Regions from separate parts of the Homo sapiens genome. Here region 2 is linked to region 1. A link is an interaction called in ENCODE POLR2A ChIA-PET data of the cell type or tissue named here. Cell type or tissue: PC-9. All regions are shown on one strand. Each heading gives the region's core, and the rest is flanking DNA. Links, peaks and the distances in the headings are about the cores only. Region 1 overlaps EPS8L3 (EPS8 signaling adaptor L3). Region 2 holds the start of GSTM2 (glutathione S-transferase mu 2).

Region 1 (14,500 bases), core at 1,985-9,984:
GGGTCAACTCGGGAGACATAGGATTCTAGTTGAATGTGGAGGAGTGACAGAGGAAGGAGTCCGGAGCTGCTCTGAGGGTTCTGGCCAGGCCTCTGCAGCACAGCTCTCAGGGCAGTCTGAGAGCCTAGATCCCCTAGCTCAGGTGTGGGAAATCACATTTGCCCATCAGTTCAACTGAAGCAAGGTTGGGACTTTTTAAAAGGGCATTTTGCTAAACAGAAGAAAGGAAGAGTACAAACCACATGGACAGGTGAAATTTATAATGCCTGTGTCTCTCCTCCCAAGAAAGCAAAAGGCCAGTCACAAATTCACCTGAGGTATAAGATTAACATTTATTGAGCACCTATCATATGCCAGGCAATATCTAAGTGTTTACGTATGTTAGCTAATTTATTCCAATTTAAGCTTCACAACAACTTTAGGAAGTAGGTGTTATGCCCATTTTCTTTTCTTTTTCTTTTTTTTTTTTTGCAGTTTTTGCATTACTTTCTTTTTTTTAAATTTTATTATTATTACACTTTAAGTTTCAGGGTATATGTGCACAATGTGCAGGTTTGTTACATATGTATACATGTGCCATGTTGGTGTGCTGCACCCATTAACTCCTCATTTAACACTAGGTATATCTCCTAATGCTATCCCTCCCCCCTCCCCCCACCCCACAACAGTCCCTGGAGTGTGATGTTCCCCTTCCTGTGTCCATGTGTTCTCATTGTTCAGTTCCCACCTATGAGTGAGAACATGCGGTGTTTGGTTTTTTGTCCTTGCGATAGTTTGCTGAGAATGATGGTTTCCAGTTTCATCCATGTCCCTACAAAGGACATGAACTCATCATTTTTTATGGCTGGATAGTATTCCATGGTGTATATGTGCCATGTTTTCTTAATCCAGTCTATCGTTGTTGGACATTTGGGTTGGTTCCAAGTCTTTGCTATTGTGAATAGTGCCGCAATAAACATACGTGTGCATGTGTCTTTATAGCAGCATGATTTATAATCCTTTGGGTATATACCCAGTAATGGGATGGCTGGGTCAAATGGTATTTCTAGTTCTAGATCCCTGAGGAATCGCCACACTGACTTCCACAATGTTGAACTAGTTTACAGTCCCACCAAAAGTGTAAAAGTGTTCCTATTTCTCCACATCCTCTCCAGCACCTCGTTTCCTGACTTTTTAATGATTGCCATTCTAACTGGTGTGAGATGGTAACTCATTGTGGTTTTGATTTGCATTTCTCTGATGGCCAGTGATGGTGAGCATTTTTTCATGTGTTTTTTGGCTGCATAAATGTCTTCTTTTGAGAAGTGTCTGTTCATATCCTTTGCCCACTTTTTGATGGGGTTGTTTGTTTTTTTCTTGTAAATTTGTTTGAGTTCATTGTAGATTCTGGATATTAGCCCTTTGTCAGATGAGTAGGTTGTGAAAATTTTCTCCCATTTTGTAGGTTGCGTGTTCACTCTGATGGTAGTTTCTTTTGCTGTGGAGAAGCTCTTTAGTTTAATTAGATCCCATTTGTCAATTTTGGCTTTTGTTGCCATTGCTTTTGGTGTTTTAGACATGAAGTCTTTGCCCATGCCTATGTCCAGAATGGTATTGCCTAGGTTTTCTTCTAGGGTTTTTATGGTTTTAGGTCTAACATGTAAGTCTTTAATCCATCTTGAATTAATTTTTGTATAAGGTGTAAGGAAGGGATCCAGTTTCAGCTTTCTACATATGGCTAGCCAGTTTTCCCAGTACCATTTATTAAATAGGGAATCCTTTCCCCATTGCTTGTTTTTGTCAGGTTTGTCAAAGATCAGATGGTTGTACATATGTGGCATTATTTCTGAGGGCTCTGTTCTGTTCCATTGATCTATATCTCTGTTTTGGTACCAGTACCATGCTGCTTTGGTTACTGTAGCCTTGTAGTATAGTTTGAAGTCAGGTAGCATGATGCCTCTGGCGTTGTTCTTTTGGCTTAGGATTGACTTGGCAATGCGGGCTCTTTTTTGGTTCCATATGAACTTTAAAGTAGTTTTTTCCAATTCTGTGAAGAAAGTCATTGGTAGCTTGATGGGGATGGCATTGAATCTGTAAATTACCTTGGGCAGTATGGCCATTTTCATGATATTGATTCTTCCTACCCATGAGCATGGAATGTTCTTCCATTTGTTTGTATCCTCTTTTATTTCCTTGAGCAGTGGTTTGTAGTTCTCCTTGAAGAGGTCCTTCACATCCCTTGTAAGTTGGATTCCTAGGTATTTTATTCTCTTTGAAGCAATTGTGAATGGGAGTTCACTCATGATTTGGCTCTCTGTTTGTCTGTTATTGGTGTATAAGAATGCTTGTGATTTTTGTACATTGATGTTGTATCCTGAGACTTTGCTGAAGTTGCTTATCAGCTTAAGGAGATTTTGGGCTGAGACAATGGGGTTTTCTAGATATACAATCATGTCATCTGCAAACAGGGACAATTTGACTTCCTCTTTTCCTAATTGAATACCCTTCATTTCCTTCTCCTGCCTAATTGCCCTGGCCAGAACTTCCAACACTATGTTGAATAGGAGCGGTGAGAGAGGGCATCCCTGTCTTGTGCCAGTTTTCAAAGGGAATGCTTCCAGTTTTTGCCCATTCAGTATGATATTGGCTGTGGGTTTGTCATAGATAGCTCTTATTATTTTGAGATACGTCCCATGAATACCTAATTTATTGAGAGTTTTTAGCATGAAGTGTTGTTGAATTTTGTTAGAGGCTGTTTCTGCATCTATTGAGATAATCATTTGGTTTTTGTCTTTGGTTCTGTTTATATGCTGGGTTACATTTATTGATTTGCGAATGTTGAACCAACCTTGCATCCCAGGGATGAAGCCCACTTGATCATGGTGGATAAGCTTTTTGATGTGCTGCTGGATTCTGTTTGCCAGTATTTTATTGAGGATTTTTGCATCAATGTTCATCAAGGATATTGGTCTAAAATTCTCTTTTTTGGTTGTGTCTCTGCCCGGCTTTGGTATCAGGATGATGCTGGCCTCATAAAATGAGTTAGGGAGGATTCCCTCTTTTTCTATTGATTGGAATAGTTTCAGAAGGAATGGTGCCAGCTCCTCCTTGTACCTCTGGTAGAATTCGGCTGTGAATGCATCTGGTCCTGGACTTTTTTTGACTGGTAAGCTATTGATCGTTGCCACAATTTCAGAGCCTGTCATTGGTCTATTCAGAGATTCAACTTCTTCCTGGTTTAGTCTTGGGAGGGTGTATGTGTCGAGGAATTTATCCATTTCTTCTAGATTTTCTAGTTTATTTGCGTAGAGGTGTTTGTAGTATTCTCTGATGGTAGTTTGTATTTCTGTGGGATCAGTGGTGATATCCCCTTTATCATTTTTTATTGCGTCTATTTGATTCTTCTCTCTTTTCTTCTTTATTAGTCTTGCTAGCGGTCTATCAATTTTGTTGATCTTTTAAAAAAAACCAGCTCCTGGATTCATTAATTTTTTGAAGGGTTTTTTGTGTCTCTATTTCCTTCAGTTCTGCTCTGATTTTAGTTATTTCTTGCCTTCTGCTAGCTTTTGAATGTGTTTGCTCTTGCTTTTCTAGTTCTTTTAATTGTGATGTTAGGGTGTCAATTTTGGATCTTTCCTGCTTTCTCTTGTGGGCATTTAGTGCTATAAATTTCCCTCTACACACTGCTTTGAATGTGTCCCAGAGATTCTGGTATGTCGTGTCTTTGTTCTCGTTGGTTTCAAAGAACATCTTTATTTCTGCCTTCATTTCATTATGTACCCAGTAGTCATTCAGGAGCAGGTTGTTCAGTTTCCATGTAGTTGAGCGGTTTTGAGTGAGTTTCTTAATCCTGAGTTCTAGTTTGGTTGCACTGTGGTCTGAGAGACAGTTTGTTATAATTTCTGTTCTTTTACATTTGCTGAGGAGTGCTTTACTTCCAACTATGTGGTCAATTTTGGAATAGGTGTGGTGTGGTGCTGAAAAAAATGTATATTCTGTTGATTTGGGGTGGAGAGTTCTGTAGATGTCTATTAGGTCCACTTGGTGCAGAGCTGAGTTCAATTCCTGGGTATCCTTGTTAACTTTCTGTCTCGTTGATCTGTCTAATGTTGACAGTGGGGTGTTAAAGTCTCCCATTATTATTGTGTGGGAGTCTAAGTCTCTTTGTAGGTCACTCAAGACTTGCTTTATGATCTGGGTGCTCCTGTATTGGGTGCATTTATATTTAGGATAGTTAGCTCTTCTTGTTGAATTGATCCCTTTACCATTATGTAATGGCCTTCTTTGTCTCTTTTGATCTTTGTTGGTTTAAAGTCTGTTTTATCAGAGACTAGGATTGCAACCCCTGCCTTTTTTTGTTTTCCATTTGCTTGGTAGATCTTCCTCCATCCCTTTGTTTTGAGCCTATGTGTGTCTCTGCATGTAAGATGGGTTTCCTGAATACAGCACACTGATGGGTCTTGACTCTTTATCCAATTTGCCAGTCTGTGTCTTTTAATTGGAGCATTTAGCCCATTTACATTTAAAGTTGATATTGTTATGTGTGAATTTGGTCCTGTCATTATGATGTTAGCTGGTTATTTTGCTCGTTAGTTGATGCAGTTTCCTCCTAGACTTGATGGTCTTTACATTTTGGCATGTTTTTGCAGTGGCTGGAACCGGTTGTTCCTTTCCATGTTTAGCGCTTCCTTCAGGAGCTCTTTTAGGGCAGGCCTGGTGGTGACAAAATCTCTCAGCATTTGCTTGTCTGTAAAGTATTTTATTTCTCCTTCACTTATGAAGCTTAGTTTGGCTGGATATGAAATTCTGGGTTGAAAATTCTTTTCTTTAAGAATGTTGAATGTTGGCCCCCACTCTCTTCTGGCTTGTAGAGTTTCTGCGGAGAGATCCGCTGTTAGTCTGATGGGCTTCCCTTTGTGGGTAACCCGACCTTTCTCTCTGGCTGCCCTTAACATTTTTTCCTTCATTTCAACTTTGGTGAATCTGACAATTATGTGTCTTGGAGTTGCTCTTCTCGAGGAGTATCTTTGTGGCATTCTCTGTATTTCCTGAATCTGAATGTTGGCCTGCCTTGCTAGATTGGGGAAGTTCTCCTGGATAACATCCTGCAGAGTGTTTTCCAACTTGGTTCCATTCTCCCCCTCACTTTCAGGTACACTAATCAGACGTAGATTTGGTCTTTTCACATAGTCCCATATTTCTTGGAGGCTTTGTTCGTTTCTTTTTATTCTTTTTTCTCTAAACTTTCCTTCTCGCTTCATTTCATTCATTTCATCTTCCATCGCTGATACCCTTTCTTCCAGTTGATCGCATCGGCTCCTGAGGCTTCTGCATTCTTCACGTAGTTCTCGAGCCTTAGCTTTCAGCTCCATCAGCCCCTTTTAGGACTTCTCTGCATTGGTTATTCTAGTTATCCATTCATCTAATTTTTTTTCAAAGTTTCTAACTTCTTTGCCATTGGTTTGAATTTCCTCCTGTAGCTCGGAGTAGTTTGATCGTCTGAAGCCTTCTTCTCTCAACTCGTCAAAGTCATTGTCCGTCCAGCTTTGTTCCGTTGCTGGTGAGGAGCTGCGTTCCTTTGGAGGAGGAGTGGTGCTCTGCTTTTTAGAGTTTCCAGTTTTTCAGCTCTGTTTTTTCCCTATCTTTGTGGTTTTATCTACTTTTGGTCTTTGATGGTGGTGACGTACAGATGGGTTTTTGGTGTGGATGTCCTTTCTGTTTGTTAGTTTTCCTTCTAACAGACAGGACCCTCAGCTGCAGGTCTGTTGGAGTTTGCTAGAGGTCCACTCCAGACCCTCTTTGCCTGGGTGTCAGCAGCAGTGGCTGCAGAAGAGCGGTAGCTGTAGAACAGCGGATTTTGGCCACCCACAAATGCTGCTGCCTGATCGTTCCTCTGGAAGTTCTGTTTCAGAGGAGTACCCGGCCGTGTGAGGTGTCAGTCTGTCCCTACTGGGGGGTGCCTCCCAGTTAGGCTGCTCAGGGGTCAGGGACCCACTTGAGGAGGCAGTCTGCCCGTTCTCAGATCTCCAGCTGCGTGCTGGGAGAACCACTACTCTCCTCAAAGCTGTCAGACAGGGACATTTAAGTCTGCAGAGGTTACTGCTGTCTTTTTGTTTGTCTGTGCCCTGCCCCCAGAGGTGGAGCCTACAGAGGCAGGCAGGCCTCCTTGAGCTGTGGTGGGCTCTACCCAGTTCGAGCTTCCCGCCTGCTTTGTTTACCTAATCAAGCCTGGGCAATGGCAGGCGCCCCTCCCCAAGCCTGGCTGCCGCCTTGCAGTTTGATGTCAGACCGCTGTGCTAGCAATCAGTGAGACTCTGTGGGCGTAGAACCCTCTGAGCCAGGTGTGGGATATAATCTCCTGGTGTGCCGTTTTTTAAGCCCGTTGGAAAAGCGCAGTATTAGGGTGGGAGTGACCCGATTTTCCAGGTGCCATCTGTCACCCCTTTCTTTGACTAGGAAAGGGAACTCCCCGACCCCTTGTGCTTCCCGAGTGAGGCAGTGCCTCGCCCTGCTTTGGCTTGCGCACGGTGCGCTGCACCCACTGTCCTGCACCCACTGTCTGGCACTCCCTAGTGAGATGAACCTGGTACCTCAGATGGAAATGCAGAAATCACCCGTCTTCTGCGTTGCTCACGATGGGAGCTGTAGACCAGAGCTCTTCCTATTCGGCCATCTTGGCTCCTGTGTTATGCCCATTTTCTAGAAGAAGAAACAGGCCTGGAGCAGTTAGGGGAGTTGCTCCTCTAAGCTTCAGGTCCCACAGATGGTCTGGGATTCAAACCTAGATCTGTCTAATAATGCAGTTGGTGCTGGTTTTCCTGCACTTGGCCATCTGAACAGCCTCTTGCCACATGGCAGTCTTCTTGGGAAGTCTGGGGAACACCAGGTGAAAACACTTTTTTCGGATCCTGGACGGTTTCTCTGTTTCTAGGCTCCTTTAGCTCTGGGAGGCAACAGAGGGTGATGGGTTAATACCTCCTCCCCCATCCCAAGAAATTAACTTTTCTGGGTAACTTTTGCCCTTGACAAGTCACACCCAAAAAGGGTCTCACCTTTTCTCTCTTTTGTGAGGGAAAATTGTTGCTTTCCTATTCTGTTAACAGCTATGAGAGATGATTTTCTGAGGCCAGGAACTTAAGGGAATGACATAGGCTGTCTAAAAATAGGGCAGTCTGGGGCCCAGACAATGTTAGGGTCATGGACACATTCAGGTAAGAGAGATTTAAGGGAACATCTTAAGAACCCTCAAATCCATAAGTACATTGGGCCTTATCTGTTGACTAAATCAATAAAAGTATAGCTACTGGTATGTAGAGAGGGGACTCCACTGAGATTAAAGAAAGCTACTTTTACTGAAAAATGTAAGAAGCTATGGACAGTCCAAACTCTTTGCTTAACCCTTGAGAAAACAGGGACCCAAAGAGTGGAATGACTTGCTGGAGTTCACCCAGCCAACTGGTGCAACTGACCAAAGCCTACAGCTGTCGGTCCTAGTGCACTTTGCTACTGTGAAGTGGTGTGCCTGCAGCTGTGCTGGGTGCCTTGGAATGTACTGAGAGACATGTGTGTGCAAAAAAGATGGTGAGCATAGCTTTATTTTGCAGTTTGTTTAGAAAGAGAGTCAGGAGAGCTTGGACCTTAATTCTCAAATTCTGATTCCCAGCTCCAGGTTGCTGTGTGAATGTCCACTCACATTCAAACAATCTGGCTCAGTGATGGATATAGGCTTGCTGCTGTTTTCATGCCAAATGTCCCAGCCCTTCCTGCCTCCCTGCCTTTGGTCTCCCTCAGGCCCAGAAGAAGCTGCGAGGGAGGCACATGACAAGCTTGAAGATGCTTTTATTGAGAAGGAGAGGGACTGAACAGATTCTTGACAAGCCTAGGCATAAATGCTCCAGGTTTGGGAAAGAGGTAAAATAAATAGGTGGTTACTGGGGAGGCTCCAACACAGCCAGAAGGGACACTGTTTGCTTCAGCCTCTGGGCCTGTCCATTGTTTTTGCTGTGTGAGCTGGGGTGTGGGGTTTGCTGCAAACTGGGATCCAGAAGAGGAATTCTCGGGGCTCTAATGGGTATCAGATCTGCCATCTTGCATCAGCGGGGCCTGGTTCTTGGAGGTGTCTAAGCTGGTGCCTAAGGGCTTATCTGAGGAAAGACAAAGATTCAGATGAGGCTGATGGCAGGTGAGGGATCTGCAGAGCTTATGCCACCAATAAGCTTGGAGCCTCAAGGTAAGCCTGAATGCATGAAGCTAAGCCCCTGGGGGAATATCCTGTGCCCAGCACCCGCCACACTCAGTTCTGCCCCAGGGCTGGGCCTGCAGGCTTTTCCAACTGGCCCTCTCTCTCACCCAGGAGCACCAGACACTCCCAATGGTTGTCAGGACCCCAGGGTGTCCTCACCCCCAGCATCCTTCTGACAGCCTCCAGCCGGGACAGGATTCGTGGGGCCTCCTGTGGACATAGCATCTGTAGCTCCCCAGGTCTTATGCGAAGTAGCTGGCTCCCCGTCAGGGACCCAAGTGTCCTCACCGTGCTGTGAACAAAACAGCAAAAGCCATCCGTGGTGGGCTGGAAGGACCCTGGGCCTGAGCGTTTGGGCAGAGACAGGGCTCTTTGGGCTCGGAGGTTGGGGTTACAGAAAAATTCATGGAGTAGGCTATCTGAGATTGAAGGAGTAAAGTCAGCATTTGGCTTCAGCCAATTTCAGAACTTCCAGATTTGAAAGAAGTGCTCTGGGAGAGAATCTTCTGGCTGGGGAGGGGCGGCTAAGCTGGCAGCTGGGGTTCTTCCCGAGTCCACTCCCCTGATCCTTGCTGCCTTTGCCACAGCAGAGCTCCCCACTTAATCTCTAATCTAGGCTTGGACACGCCTCTGCTCTGTCCTCTAACTCAGCAGAGACGGTGCTGGATCGGGGTCATGTACAATGTAGGCCAGGTTGTATGTTCTGGGTCTCTGGGTTTCCTTGGTTAGCCCTTTACAAAGTTTCTCCCTCCATATCCTGTAGGGCCAGGCACTCACGCAGTGGAGAAGTTCTCTGCCTGCAGCCAGTCTGTGACCTCTTCAGGCCTCGAGCTAAGTCGAAGCATTGGAACCTAGAATCAGGGGGAACCAGGGATCAGAGTCCATCTCATCTCACAGCCAACCACAGCCCCTAACATCTGGGTCCCTTCTCCAGGTTCCCATCAAATCACTTCTCTTACTCTGTGGCTTTCTGGTCTGGCAGGGAGCTGGTCTTGTTCTCTGCTCTGGCCCCATGATAAAGTTGGCACACTAAGCATGCAATAATACGGTCCGAATCAAACCAAGACTATCTCCTCTGCTTGCCACTGAATCCTCCCCACCCCGACCTCCAACTCAAGACTTAGGGCTCTGGATAGTCCAGGCTGGGTAGTACCCGAGAGGGTGACTGGCCCTGGGTCCCAGGGGTCCCCGGCTGTAGGGGCTCCAGGATGTTGCTTGGAATGTAGCCGCTCCGTCCCGCCTCATTCTTCACCAGCCACCACCGCTTGCTGTGGTCCAGAACCTGCCAAGAGTCACCACCTCAGTCCCCTGAGCCTCTTTCCAGCCAGCCTTCCCTCCCCACACAAGGCTTTCTCCCTCCAGCTCTTTCCTACCCTCCTTCTCCCTCTCTAGGCCACCCACCTTGGCAGCTCCATCCCTGGACCATCCACCCTTGGCTGCCTGTAGCTCCCACCAACCACCACCTCCTTTTCTAGCCTATGGCCCAAGCCTCACCTCCAGCTTCTCTCCCTGGACCACAGTCAGTTCCCGTGGGTTCCTAGCTTCAAACTCGTACAAGACTTGCATTTTCAGGGCTGGCTGGGCAGGTTTGGGGCTGGAGGGCCTGGAGTTGGGGTCCCCAGGCTGAGGGTCATGGTTGTGTGTCTTCTCCTGAGGAAAGTGTGAGGTGCTCCCTAACCTATGACTTCCCCGCCTAAGAAACAGAGTCAGGATGGCTGGAGAATGGGGCCTCAGAAATTAAGCCTATGTCCCAGCCCTGAGATTCCCCTCAGGTATCTCCGGCCTGCAGTCTGATGGTGACTTTTGGGTTTCTTTAGAGTTTGCTGGCAGGTCAGTGTTAGGTGGGGCTTTCTGCAGGCAGGAGGGGTCTGAAATGTCATTGATTTCTGAAGACATTTCCGGGAGTGGAATTTTCTACATCTGAGTTCTGCCCTAAGCACTTTATACTTGAGTATGGGAAATCAGAAGCATGTGTGGGTAGTATCATGAGAAGAAGCAATGGGAGCCTAGGAGGGTAGAACACTGTTTTTCACCCAAGGTAGGAGAGGGATGTCCTTGTACATGTTTTTCTGGCTAAAAGAGACCCTCTTGGCTCTCTTAAGATGTAGAGAGCCAGAGATCCAAAGGAACAGCCCTGTCCCTCCCTCCCCAGGACCACGCAGTCCCTATTAAGCTCAGAGCATACCGAAGGGAAACAGGGTCCTGGTATCCTAAGGGTGCCTGTAAGGGACAGAACAGAGAGTGAGTAAGAGCAGGAGGCAGCCAGCATGGTGGGAGGGAGCTGGGGTATCCGACCACAGGCATAAGCAGCTCACACACAGCTGCCTCCTATCCCCTTTCCTGCCTCCCCCAGTTTACAGATACAGGTACCCACATGCACCCACCCACCCACTACTTGGAGATGGGGCCTCAGAAATTGAGCCTATGTCCCAGCCCTGAGAGTCCCCCAGAATATCTCCTGTTTGCAGTCTGGTGGTGACTTTTGGGTTTCCATGGAATTTGCTGGCTTGCCAGTGTTAGGTCACACTAGTTGTGTGACCATGGTTTGGATGGGGAGGGCAGAAACTAGCCAGGGACTAGGGCTGTGGGTAGGGCTCTATGCCAAGCTCCCCTTACTTGGCTGGAGGGCTCTGGAAGTTGCCAGTCATCTGAGAATGTGGGTTGGTAGGGCAGGGGCTCATCGCCTGTCCAGTCGGCCCTGAAGAGGGAAACAAAGCTGAGTTCACATCCACTCTGTGAACTCTGATGCCAGGCTGTGGGACGCGGACAGGGAGGGGACGACAGGGCCTAGCCTCAGGAATCTTTTGGCTAATAGGTGACATGGTCCATGTGCACAGATGAAAGGCCCCAGGACACCCACAAAGGAGCAAGCAGTTAAGCCTGGACACATCCCACGGTGCAGGTGTCTGGGGGTCAACCTCACCTCTGCCCATGAGGTAAAGATACACCACCTCCGTAAGAACATGATGGACACTTCATTGCCCTGATTGGGCATTTGGATTAAAGTAGTAGAACTACAAGAGCTTTTGGGCTGGCCAACACCCCAGGGGTCTTGTGCAGTATTTTTCTAGGCTGTTTTTAGTTTCCCAGCAGCAGATCCTTTTCTTTCTAGCTAAATTGTCTGTGGATTTCCACCCAGTGAAGTAGACAGCAGCCGAGCTGCTCCTGTTGACTGACTCTGGGATGGGCTGGTCCTTGCCTCTCAGCCTCCCCCTCGCCCATTACACAGGGCCCAGGAGGACCATGCTGTTTGTGGCCTTCAGGCTTGCCCTGCTTGGAATATTTTCCACTTGTCTGCCCAGGGAATGCCCATTCATTTCCTTGAAGACGTTCCCCTCCTTGCTTCACTGGGGCAGAAGTAAATATTCTGCTGAACTTGGTACATCCCTAGGTATTGCTCTTCTCACACTGCATTGCTCATGATTCTTAGCTCTTTGTTTCTTACTATATATAGATTTCCTTGGGGGCTGTACCCCTAGTACAGTGGCTGATACATAGGAGGGAGCTATTAAGTGTTTATTCAATGGGAACAAAGGAATGATTCCCTCTTCTCAATTTTCTTAATTGTTTCCTTCTGTGCCTTAGAAACATGCTTGGGTCTTGACCCTAATACTACTCCGTATAAGCTGTCATCCTATTACTTTCTTCTTACCAAATTTCTTGAGAATGTGCCTATATCCTCTGCCTATATATTCTTGTCTCTGTTTCTTTCATTATTTCTGCAACCTGGTTTCTACCTCTGCCATTACTTTATTGAAGCTAGTCCATTTAAAATCCTGATTGCCAAATCCAATGGCCTTGTATGGTCTCTGTCCTTCTGGATGACCACAACATTTAGTGTTACTTATAGCTTTGGGTCAATTTGCCAAAAATCAAGTTATCTAAATATAATTTGCTTGAAATTCAACTCTTTTGAGGGTTTTTACATTTCTTTAGGTATTCTATTTTCTATGTTTCTGTCTTTCATTTATTTCTGGTTATGTTAAGAAACTAAAAAACATCTAAGGGCACATCTGACAATATTACATTTAAAAGTATTTATCAATTGTACATCATTTTATGAATACTGAAGTTGTTTTGCATCTTCGTGGGTATTTAAAAAATAATATGTGCTAATCTGTTTTTCTAAGGACTCAAATTGTAGAAGTAAGGCTGGGTTTTGAAACACAAAATGGTGTATTCGACCTGGTTATTCAATGTTAAAGTGGCTGAATGAAAGAACTTGAGGCCCTCTTGTTTGAGTCTATTGTAGAACCTCTGTTTTCCTCTCCTGCTAGTGCTAGACAGATACCAGAGCTATTCCCACAGACAGTGGGAGCCCAGCACAGCCCTAGGAACTGTGAGACTGGCTTATTCAGGTACTCTTAGTCCCAGGGTTTTGGACAAGGGAACTCTGGTATGAGATGGGAGGTCCAGAACTGATAAGTAATTTCATTTTAGTGACTGCACAGACAGTGCATAAAAATAGATTGTTATGGGTGGAAACAACCCATCTGTCCATCAACAGATGAATACATAAATAAAATGTGTCATACCCATAACAATGGGATATTATCCAGCTATAAAAAGGAAGGCAGTTCTGATAGATGAATGAATCGTGAAGACATTATTTTAAGTGAACAAGCCACATACGACAGGACAAATATTGTATGATTTCACTTATATGAGGTTCCTAGAACAGGCAACATATTCTCATAGAGACAGAAAGTAGAATAGAGGTTTCCAAGGGTTGAGGAGTGGGTAATGGGGAATTATTGTTTAATGGGTACAGAATTTCTGTTTGGGATGATGAAAAAGTTCTTGAAATACTGTAGATAATGGTGTTGGTGGCACACATTGTTAATGAACGTATTGCCACTGAATTATACACTTAAAACGGTTAAAATGATAAAAGTGGTTAATTTCATGCTATGTATATTATACCATAATAAAAAATAGATAGTTTTGAACTATAATTCATGTCTTCAGACAAACTGGACACAAAATTTTGTAAATGGGGCTGAATTGAAAAGAACTGGTCATGGCGGGGTGCGGCAGCTCACGGCTGTAATCTCAGCACTTTGGGAAGCCGAGGTGGGCGGATCCCTTGAGCTCAGGAGTTCAAGACCAGCCTGAGCAACATGGTGAAACCCCATCTCTACAAAAAAAATACAAAAAATAGCCAGACATGGTGGTGGCACACAGGTGGCACACCTGTGGTCCCAGCTATTCGAGAAGGTGAGGTAGGAGGATCGCTGGAGCCAGGAGGTGGAGGCTGCAGTGAGGTGAGATCATCATGCCACTGCACTCCAGACTGAGTGACAGAGCGAGACCTTGTCTCAAACAAAACAGAAGTGGTTATTAGGCAAATAACTCCAAGAAAAGACTCATTTCCCTGTTGGCTTTTCTGCTTTTCTAAAGCCTTCTCTCTTGGTTTTCATCCCTCTGCTCTTCAGGTTCTCCTTAACTCTCTGGAATTATTCTCTGTCTTCTTAACCCTTTTTGCACTTGCCATGTAGAAGTTTGCCAAGGCCCTTGCCTCTTCTTTCATGGAATAGAGCAAACTATGCTTGTCAAGGTACGTTCAGGGGCTCCCTCTGGAGTGCTCCCCAGTAGCTGTGCCTCTAGCCATCACATCTGGGCATCCCCTCTCAGCTGCCTGGCCACCAGGCCTCTGTGGAATGTTCCAAGGATGCCTCAGCTCAGCGTGCCCAAGCTGGTTCCTCCCACTCCCCTGGCTCTCATCCGTTTGGTTTTTTGTTTTGTTTTGTTTTTTGAGATGGAGTTTTGCTCCTGTTGCACACACTGGAGTGCAGTGGGGCGATCTCAGCTCACTACAACCTCCGCCTCCCAGGTTCAAGTGATTCTCCTGCCTCAGCCTCCCAAGTAGCTGGGTTTACAGGCATGCACCACTACACCCAGCTAATTTTGTATATTTAGAAGAGACGGGTTTTCACCATGTTGGCCAGGATGGTCTCGAACTCCTGACCTCAGGTGATCCGCCCACCTGGCCTCCCAGAGTGCTGGGATTACAGGCATGAGCCACCGCACTGGCCCTGTTAGGTTTTTTTGTCCAGCTGCCCATCTCACAGTTACCCCTGCAGGGAGTATCTCTGTCTCTCTTAACCTCAGGCTCATTGGTTGCCAAGTCTTACTGATATTACATTTGCAGCATCTCTTACGTCAGTAATTCTTAAATCTGGGGCTGGATTGAGACAAAGTTTTCACTTTGTCCTTGACAAAAATGAGAAAATATTTTAGTAGAAGGTTGCCATCTCCCTTTTCTTGGGAAAAACTGTT
Region 2 (8,739 bases), core at 740-8,739, 83 kb before region 1:
CCTTGGGTGAGATCTGGGCTCTCTTCCAGGCTGCACAGACATTTTCAGAGGTCCCCTCTGTGTGTGCAAACCTAGGCAAGCCAGGTGCCTCCCTGTGAAACAGGAGAATGTTGTGTAGTCAGAGAGTGACAGGACCTCCTGAGGGATTTGGGGGAGGATGGGGATTTGACAGAAAGAGGCCAGAACTGGAGAGAGACAGAACCAGTCTACGTTGCAGCTCTGTCCCCCTTAGTAGCTATTTGAGTGTGAGGAAGTTACTGAACTTCTGTTTCCCACATGAGAAATGGTGATAATAGATTCAGCCTTGCAGAGTAGTCGAGTGGGTTTTCTAAGCTTATGTTGTAATTTCTCTTGGGTACAGAGCACCCAGCACCGGGTAGAATCTTCATAAGTGTTAGCTGTTACTGTGGTACAACATTACTTAAAGGAAGTTGGAAGAGTTAACTCCGCAAATCTGGGGACCCTAAGAGGCTGTGTGATGCCTCAGCACTTGAGCCCACGTGGAAAGGCTGTGGCCAGGGCCCTGACCTGCTGTGTCTGCAGTGGGGTTGTCCCAGCCCTCATGGGCAGCTGACCTTGAGTTCTGGCCTTATTTTCCCCCCTCTCAGGGCTTGGAGAAGATCTCTGCCTACATGAAGTCCAGCCGCTTCCTCCCAAAACCTCTGTACACAAGGGTGGCTGTCTGGGGCAACAAGTAATGCCTTGAAGGCCAGGAGGTGGGAGTGAGGAGCCCATACTCAGCCTGCTGCCCAGGCTGTGCAGCGCAGCTGGACTCTGCATCCCAGCACCTGCCTCCTCGTTCCTTTCTCCTGTTTATTCCCATCTTTACCCCCAAGACTTTATTGGGCCTCTTCACTTCCCCTAAACCCCTGTCCCATGCAGGCCCTTTGAAGCCTCAGCTACCCACTTTCCTTCATGAACATCCCCCTCCCAACACTACCCTTCCCTGCACTAAAGCCAGCCTGACCTTCCTTCCTGTTAGTGGTTGTATCTGCTTTGAAGGGCCTACCTGGCCCCTCGCCTGTGGAGCTCAGCCCTGAGCTGTCCCCGTGTTGCATGACAGCATTGACTGGTTTACAGGCCCTGCTCCTGCAGCATGGCCCCTGCCTTAGGCCTACCTGATCAAAATAAAGCCTCAGCCACATTTGCTATAGTCTTGTCTTATTTGCTCCTGGCTGCCCAGACTGTGTCTGTCACTGCCTCTTCTGAGGGACTGGCTGGTGACCCTGGCAGTAGCTGGGTTCATAGAGATTATGATGGGCTTAGTAAGGTGTTTCCAACTTTGTTTTTTTTTTGAAATAAGGTCTCCTGCTTCCCAAGGTGAAGGGCAGTGGCGGCATCGTAGCTTACTGCAACATCCAGTCCTGGGCTCAAGAATCCTCCCACTTCAGCCTCCCAAATAGCTGAGACTATAGGTGTGCCACCACACCTGGCCACATTAAAAAAATTTTTGTAGAGATGTGTCTCTTTATGTTGCCCAGGCTGGTCTGGAACTCCTGAGCTCAAGCGATCCTCTTACCTTGGCATCCCAAATTGCTGGGATTGCAGGTGTGAGCCACCATGCCTGGCCCTGTTTCCAACTTCTTGATCTCTTTTCTGACTGCCTTAGAGCAGGAAGCCACATAAAGTGCTCTATAGAAAGGATGCCTCTTTCTGGGCCTAGATCTTCATTTATTTTTATGTATTCAGTATTATTCAGTGCTTTCCATGGTTAGGCAGAGCTAGGTCTCAGTGAGTACGTCTTAGATGCCCAGAGGTGGTGGAATTCCCATCACAGAGAACCAGGATCCTTCTGTCTTCCACACTGACTGACTCCATCACAGCTTAGATCTCTAGGACGCAAGCTCTACTGTGAGCTGCTTCACCAGAAGGTTCTCCCACTCAGCAGTTCCCAAGCTGTGTTATCACAAATAGTTGTTGATTTTGTGGGTTAGGAATTCAGGTGATGCCCAGCAGGGAGAACTTATTACAAATCAACAAAGGTCTTTTCTCCAAAAACTATATATCCAGAAATACGGCCCATTAAAAAATGAGTCAAAACTTGAACAGGCATTTCCGAAAAATGAATATCCAAATTGCCAACAAGCTCATGAGAAGGTGCTCAACATTATTAGAAAGCAGAAAGTTAAAAACCCATAAGATCCTACTGTATCCCCACTAGAATGGCTGACATTGAAAGGACTGACAATTGCTGGTGATTTATGCAGTAACTGGAACTGTCATGCATTGCTGGTGGGAAAGCCACTTTGGAATACTGGCAGTGTCAACTAGAGCTAAACATACATCTACCCAGGACCCAGAAATCCCACCCTATAGGAATGAGTCTTAATGGATTCCAAGAGCCAGGTATAATGATGCCAAAAGCAGCTTTATTTTAAATAGCCAATAACTGAAAACAATCCAAATTCCATGAATAGAAGAATGAACAAATAAACTGTGGTTTATCAACATAATTCCATCATTCATATAATGGTATATTTACTCTGCTATAATGAAAATAAACATGCTAACACTATGTGCAAAAACATGGATGGGTCTCACAGAAGTGTTGAGTAAAAGGATCCAGACAGGAGAAAGGACACACGATCTCATTCCACTTACACGAAATTCAGGAGAGGGAAATGAGTCCATGGTATCAGAGGTCAGATGATTGGTGACCTTGGTGAGAACTGGAAGGTTGCCTATTGAAGGCTCCTGGTGCAGTGCTGTAAGTTTTCTCTCTTTATCTGGGAGGTGATTCCAGAAGAGTATCCAAGTGGAAAAGCCCACAGAGTAGCACACTTAAGGCCTATGCACTGTATGTATTACACTTCAATGAAAAGCATGCTTGGCCAGGTGCGGTGGCTCACGTCTATAATCCCAGCACTTTGGGAGGCCGAGGCGTGTGGATCATGAGGTTGGGGGTTTGAGACCAGCCTGACCAACATGGTGAAACCCCGTCTCTACTAAAAATACAAAAATCAGCCAGGCGTGGTGGCAGCGCCTGTAATCCCAGCTACTCAGGAGGCTGAGGCAGGAGAATTGCTTGAACCCAGGAGGCAGAGGTTGCAGTGAGCTGAGATCACGCCACTGCACACTCCAGCCTGGGCGACAGAGCAAGACTCCGTCTCAAAAAGAAAAAAAAAAAGCATGCATTAAGGCCTGTGCACTGTATGTGTATTACACTTCAATGAAAAGCATGCTCATATGTCTTACATTATTTGTGTGCTTGTGTTGGTTTGCTTTCCCTCATAAGATGTCAACGTCCTCAGGACATGTGTTTTTGTCTCTTCTTGTTCGCTGATGTAACAGGTGTTTGCATATCACCTAGGACAGTCCCTGAGCATAGCAGGTGCTCACTGAATAGTTATTAGGCAAATTATAGGCTCTATCTTAATGGTGTCATTTCAAATTCCCTTTAGATTTTTATTTATGCCTACTTCTTTGGATAGGTGAGATTGATGGGCACATACACTCTTAGGTTCTGCAGTTTTTTCTCTTTAACATTTTACCTAAGAATCTGTACATGTTGGCAGTCTATATGCATGCCTATTTCTAGCATTTAATGGCTATCATTACTTCCTGTGGATAAATTATAGTTTGCTTAGTCATTCTTACCCTATTGGGCATGTGGATTTTTCTCATTTATTTATTTTTAGAACAGAGTGATCATGTTTAAACTAATTCCTTCTCTGGTTTTTGGGTACTTTATTTGAGTTGGTCCCCAAAGGCAATTACTACAAGGCAAAAGGTGAGAATGGTGTTATGGTATTATCATAGATAAATTGCTCTCTAGAGAGAATAGCTTTTTTTTTTTTTTTTTTTTTTTTTTTTTTTTTTTTGATGTGGAGTCTTACTCTGTCACCCAGGCTGGAGTGCAGTGGCGCGATCTCAGCTCACTGCAACCTCCGCCTCCTGAGTTCCAGCAATTTTCTTGCCTCTGCCTCCTGAGTAGCTGGAATTACGGGCGTGTGCCACCACCCTCGGCTAATTTTTGTATTTTTAGTAGAGATGGGGTTTCACCATATTGGCCAGGCTGGTCTCGAACTCCTGACCTCACGTGATTTGCCTGCCTCAGCCTCCCAAAGTGCTAGGATTACAGGCTTGAGCCATCGCGCCCAGCCCAGAGAGAATAACTTAATTCATGGTGACACCTGCAAGTCACATGGATCTTTCTGCACTACCTTAGGTACTTGAGGGATTGCAGTTTCATCTTATAATATTTTTATAGGTTTATAGAATACCTTCAAGTTTTCTACCTTCACCTTTTTTGTTTATAGTGTGTGCATGTTTCTGCCAATGAATCACAGTCTATGAATCTACCCGTCCTTGAATCTCCTGTATAAAACTCTCTGTTTACCCATTCTCTACCTGTGGCTTAGTCAACTCCTGGAGAAAGGTTAAAGAATGATCTTGTGGCAGTCAAGACCTTCTCTCTAATAGGCACAATGTAATTAATTATGATTCTGTTCTAGGTTTCCTGTGGCATAATGTGATGGTCAATTTTCTGCATCAACTTGACTGGGCTAAGGGATGCTCAGATGGCAGGTAAAATCATTGTGCTTGTGAGGGTGTTTCCAGAAGAGATTTGCCTTTGAATCAGAAGACAGCAAAGATTTCCTTCAGCAATGAAGGAGGCATCCACCAAACTGTCAGGGCCCAGAGAGAAGAAAAAGACAGGAAGGGTGAATTTGACCTCTCTGACTGGGACATCCATCTCTGCCTATCCTGGGACCTCCACACTCCTGGTTCTCTGGCCTTCAGACTTGATCAGGGACTAACACCATCGCCTCCCACCCCCACCTTTGTTCTGAGGCCTTTAGCCTCTGAATGATACCACTGGCTTTCCTGCTTCTCTATCCTGCAGTCGGCAGATCATGGGACTTCTTCACTCCAAAATTGTGTGAGCCAATTCCCATAACAGATAGATAAATTTATAAATAAACACACAAATTTCCTACAGCCTTATCTTAGTGGTGTCACTTCAAATTTTGAAGAACCCTGACCTAGTACACATAGCAAAAAACAACAACGACAACAACAACAAACAAAAACACACACACACACAAAAACTCATCATCAATAAGTTTTAAAAAATCAAACACAAGATAAAACGCTGCAGCATATCTATTACCTGGGGGCTTTTCTATATGGAAAGCACTTTCTGAGATGCCTTGCAGTAAACTCCAAGGAGATTTTGAGGGAAGATATTCTCTTTTCTCCTGGTAAATCTCCCTGTTGATGATCATTATTTTAAAGACTCCAAAGATGAAAACATCTGCTTGCACATTTTGTCGATTCATTTTGGGTGAGGGTCTCTGGCAGGCTTGGAAGGGTGGGTGAACAGTGGAAGGGGGCTGCCTCTGGTGACTAGCATCACTCATATCCATGTCTGTGGCAGTCATCAGGTGCTTATTATATATTCGACTTTTGGCCACCCCTAATGGGGGTGTTAAATGCAGGAAGAGTCCAGTCAAGTCATTGCAAATTGGCATTGACTTTTGGGACCTTTCTACACACGATAGTCAGGTAGATACCTTCTTTTTAAATTTGACTTGTTATTACTTTTTTTTGAGACAGGGTCTCATTCTGTCACCCAGGCTGGAGTGCAGTGGTGTGATCACGGCTCATTGCAGCCTCGACTTCTCAGGCTCCAATGATCCTCCCACCTCAGCCTCTCAAGTAGCTGGGACCACAGGTAAAGGGCCACCATGGCCAGCTAATTTTCGTATATTTGGTAGACAATGTTTCACCATGCTTCCCAGGCTGGGTGGATACTTTTCAAAAATAAGTTCAGTTCATCCTGCCTAGCCTTGCCCCAGCAGCTCTAGAGGAATTACCCACTCTGGTGCTGGGCTCAGGCTGCCTGTCTCTGGAATAATGTGCTCAGAGCTGCAGGGTAGGCCTGCTGTCTGACTGGCAGAGAGAGTCCCATACTCCCTACCCTGTACCCTGAAAGATCAAGGCTGCCCAGCCTGTCCACCTGGTAGACCATTTCCCTGCCCAATTCTCCTTCTCTCATTCCTGATGTGCAGCTTGATGCCTGCAGGGACTGTGCCAGCTGAGATTGTCTCTAGGTCCTCCCTTCTGCCAGCTGGTGTCCAGGGAAGTGGGTCCTTTGGCCTGCTTCCTGCCACCAGAATTTTGAGGACCTTGTTTCTCCCACTGCAACTTTTGACCCATTCCTGGGTTTCTTTTTCTTTTTTTTGAGACGGAGTCTTACTCTGTCGCTCAGGCTGGAGTGCAGTGGTGCAACCTCAGCTCACTACAACCTCCACCTCCCTGGTTCAAGCGATTCTCCTGCCTCAGCTTCCTGAGTAGCTGGGATTACAGGCACCCGCCACCAGGCCTGGCTAATTTTTTTGCATTTTTAGTACAGTCGGGATTTCACCACGTTGGCTGGGTTTTAGACTAGGGTTTCTTCACCTCAGCAGTACTGTCATTTTGGAGGGCAAAATCATTTGTTGTGGGGCACTGTCCTGAGCATTGCAGGGTGTTCAGCATCCTACGCAAACTCTACCCACTAGATGCCATGGGCGCTTCCCAGTGGTGACAATTAACAAAGTCTCCAGACAGACCTACATGTCCCCTGAGGGGCAAAGTTACCTCCACTTGAAGACCAGTGGTGTGCTGGATGGATACTAATATTAAAATAATAATAATAATAATAATAGAAATCATAATATAACTCATGTAGTTAAGGTAAGTCCTTTTTGATGGAACATTTATTTCAGTTAATAATATTTGTGTATGTCTGTCCTGGTAGTTTTTTTTTTTTAACTTTTTATTTTGATTTAACATGAGAGTTTGAGAAATTTACAAAACGAATGAATACAAAGACCTCTGATTACCCCAGATTCTAACGTTTCCACATGGGCTTTCTCCTCCCTCCCCAAGTCCACCAGCCCCTGCTCCCCACCTTTCTGTCTCTCTTCCCACCCAGCAAGCTCCCTAGGAGCACAGCACCACTTATGACAAAAACATCATTTTCTTTTCTCTGAGGCGGTATTCCTGACGTTTGGATTTAGGCTGATAAGTGACAGTGAGTTATAATCATCCTTGCCTGTGTTGTCCTTCCCACGTTAGGTCTGTCATGCCACGTATGTCCGCAGTTTATAACAATCTCTATCATACATTGAAAAGTTTTGAAAACTTATCCAGTGAATCCCTGAGCACCAAATGTTCTTTTGTGTTATTTTTCTTTATTAGGCTATTATTACTTTATTCAGAATCTCTCTGTTTTAGAGAGAGCCTTTCTTTCTTGCCTAACCTAGAGTGCAGCGGCGCGATCATAGCTCAGTTCAGTCTTGAACCCCTGGACTCAACCAGTTCTCCCCCGCCCTGGGCTTCTGGGCGTCCTGATCTCTCTCCTGAAACCCACGGGGCTGGGAGGTGGGAGGAGATCCTACTCCTAGCCCCATGAGCGCGCTCCAGGCCTCCAGATTGGCCCGTTTCGGGGGCAGGGCGGGCCGTGGGGCGGGGTCGCAGCAAGGCTTCCCCTCTACCCTCTCTGGGCCTCTCACAAACGCTGAGCCCCGCCCCGCTGAGGCCTGTCTGCAGAATCCACAGCAACCAGCACCATGCCCATGACACTGGGGTACTGGAACATCCGCGGGGTGAGCCAGGGTCCGCTGGGCGGTGGGACGGGGGTGCGTGGGGGCGGGGAAGTGTGGAGCAGCTGCAGGACGGGCTCTAGGGACGGTTCCTCTTCAGGGCTGTCCCTGACAGCGGGGTCTGTGCTTGCCGCTGTCTGTGCGTGTGGCTGGGCGTGCGGGGTGGGGGCGGGTGAGGCAGGAACGAGAGGAGGAGATGGGGCTCCCCTTGTGCAGAGTCGTCACAAAGTCAGGGACCCTCCATCTCTGACCCGAGCTGTGGGCCATCTCTCCCAGCTGGCCCATTCCATCCGCCTGCTCCTGGAATACACAGACTCAAGCTACGAGGAAAAGAAGTACACGATGGGGGACGGTAATGGCACCCTCGAGTCTGGGCCCTGCCCCCTCACACTAAGTTGGCACCAAGCAACCGATAGTGGCCACCTGTGGCTGACTCTGCAGGCCTCCCTTGCTGGAACTGCAGGCTGTCCCTTCCCTGAGCCCTGGTGAGGGAGCTCCTTGCAAGGCAGAATGCTGGGGCGGGATGCTGGGCCCCCGTCTGGGTAATTATGATGGGTGTCCCTCAGGGCTTGCCTAAACCCTGGAAGCCTTAGCTGTGTGGGGTCCAGAGCCCTCACTGGAATTCTTTTTCTCTGAATCCTGGGATGTGGGACTGAGTGGTCAGATTCTAGATCCACCTGTCTCAGGGGTCTTGCCACTGGCTCCTTGGGAGGGTCCCCAGGAAGGAGGGCTGGGCTTTGGGGAGGTTTGTTTTCACTTCATCTTCCCCACCACAGCTCCTGATTATGACAGAAGCCAGTGGCTGAATGAAAAATTCAAGCTGGGCCTGGACTTTCCCAATGTAGGTGCAGGGGAAGGGGCGGTTTTGGGGGAAAGTGCGACGTGTCTCTGACTGCATCTCCTCTCCCCAGCTTAGAGGTGTTAAGATCAGGAGTCTTCTGCCCAATTCCTCTCACTCTTGGCTGTCTACACAGCCCTTGCATGATGTTCTGTGTCCCAGCTCATTTATTAGTGTGACAGTATTTCTATCTCAGGCCTGCCATGAGCAGGCCCTGGTCTCCTCTTTGCCCTTGCATATGGGAAGGGGATGCTGGGGAGCCTGGTGGCCCAACTGAGCTTCCCCGGTTTCCCATCTATCCAGCTGCCC

What was found. ChIA-PET counts read pairs that join two places held together with the same protein. Peaks named below come from ENCODE experiments on the same cell type or tissue, not always from the same donor. Only the 100,000 strongest peaks of a DNase experiment are listed, where the experiment ranks them.
Region 2: POLR2A ChIA-PET joins it to region 1 with 10 read pairs; 5 of 35 experiments call an interaction of 5 or more read pairs at or near these places.

What each region holds. Positions count from the first base shown.
Region 1 is chr1:109,742,280-109,756,779 of GRCh38, forward strand. It overlaps EPS8L3 (EPS8 signaling adaptor L3), which reads right to left. Exons shown (of 19, transcript NM_133181.4): 13 at 10,838-10,919; 14 at 10,407-10,441; 15 at 9,716-9,914; 16 at 9,375-9,503; 17 at 8,999-9,072; 18 at 8,381-8,513; 19 at 7,801-8,123. The coding sequence ends at 8,112. Among named protein-coding and RNA genes, the nearest start is that of GSTM3, 8.5 kb to the left of the region's middle. RefSeq lists an enhancer at 8,134-9,333. In PC-9, for the core only: no CTCF peak of the experiment used is centred there; no DNase peak of the experiment used is centred there; H3K27me3 peaks cover 2,446 bases.
Region 2 is chr1:109,660,557-109,669,295 of GRCh38, forward strand. It overlaps GSTM4 (glutathione S-transferase mu 4), which reads left to right. Exons shown (of 8, transcript NM_000850.5): 8 at 609-1,144. The coding sequence ends at 698. GSTM2 (glutathione S-transferase mu 2) reads left to right here and starts at 7,501. Exons shown (of 8, transcript NM_000848.4): 1 at 7,501-7,595; 2 at 7,869-7,944; 3 at 8,369-8,433; 4 at 8,734-8,739. The coding sequence starts at 7,560. RefSeq lists a silencer at 7,583-7,752. In PC-9, for the core only: no CTCF peak of the experiment used is centred there; a DNase peak (open chromatin) is centred at 4,274; H3K27ac peaks cover 719 bases.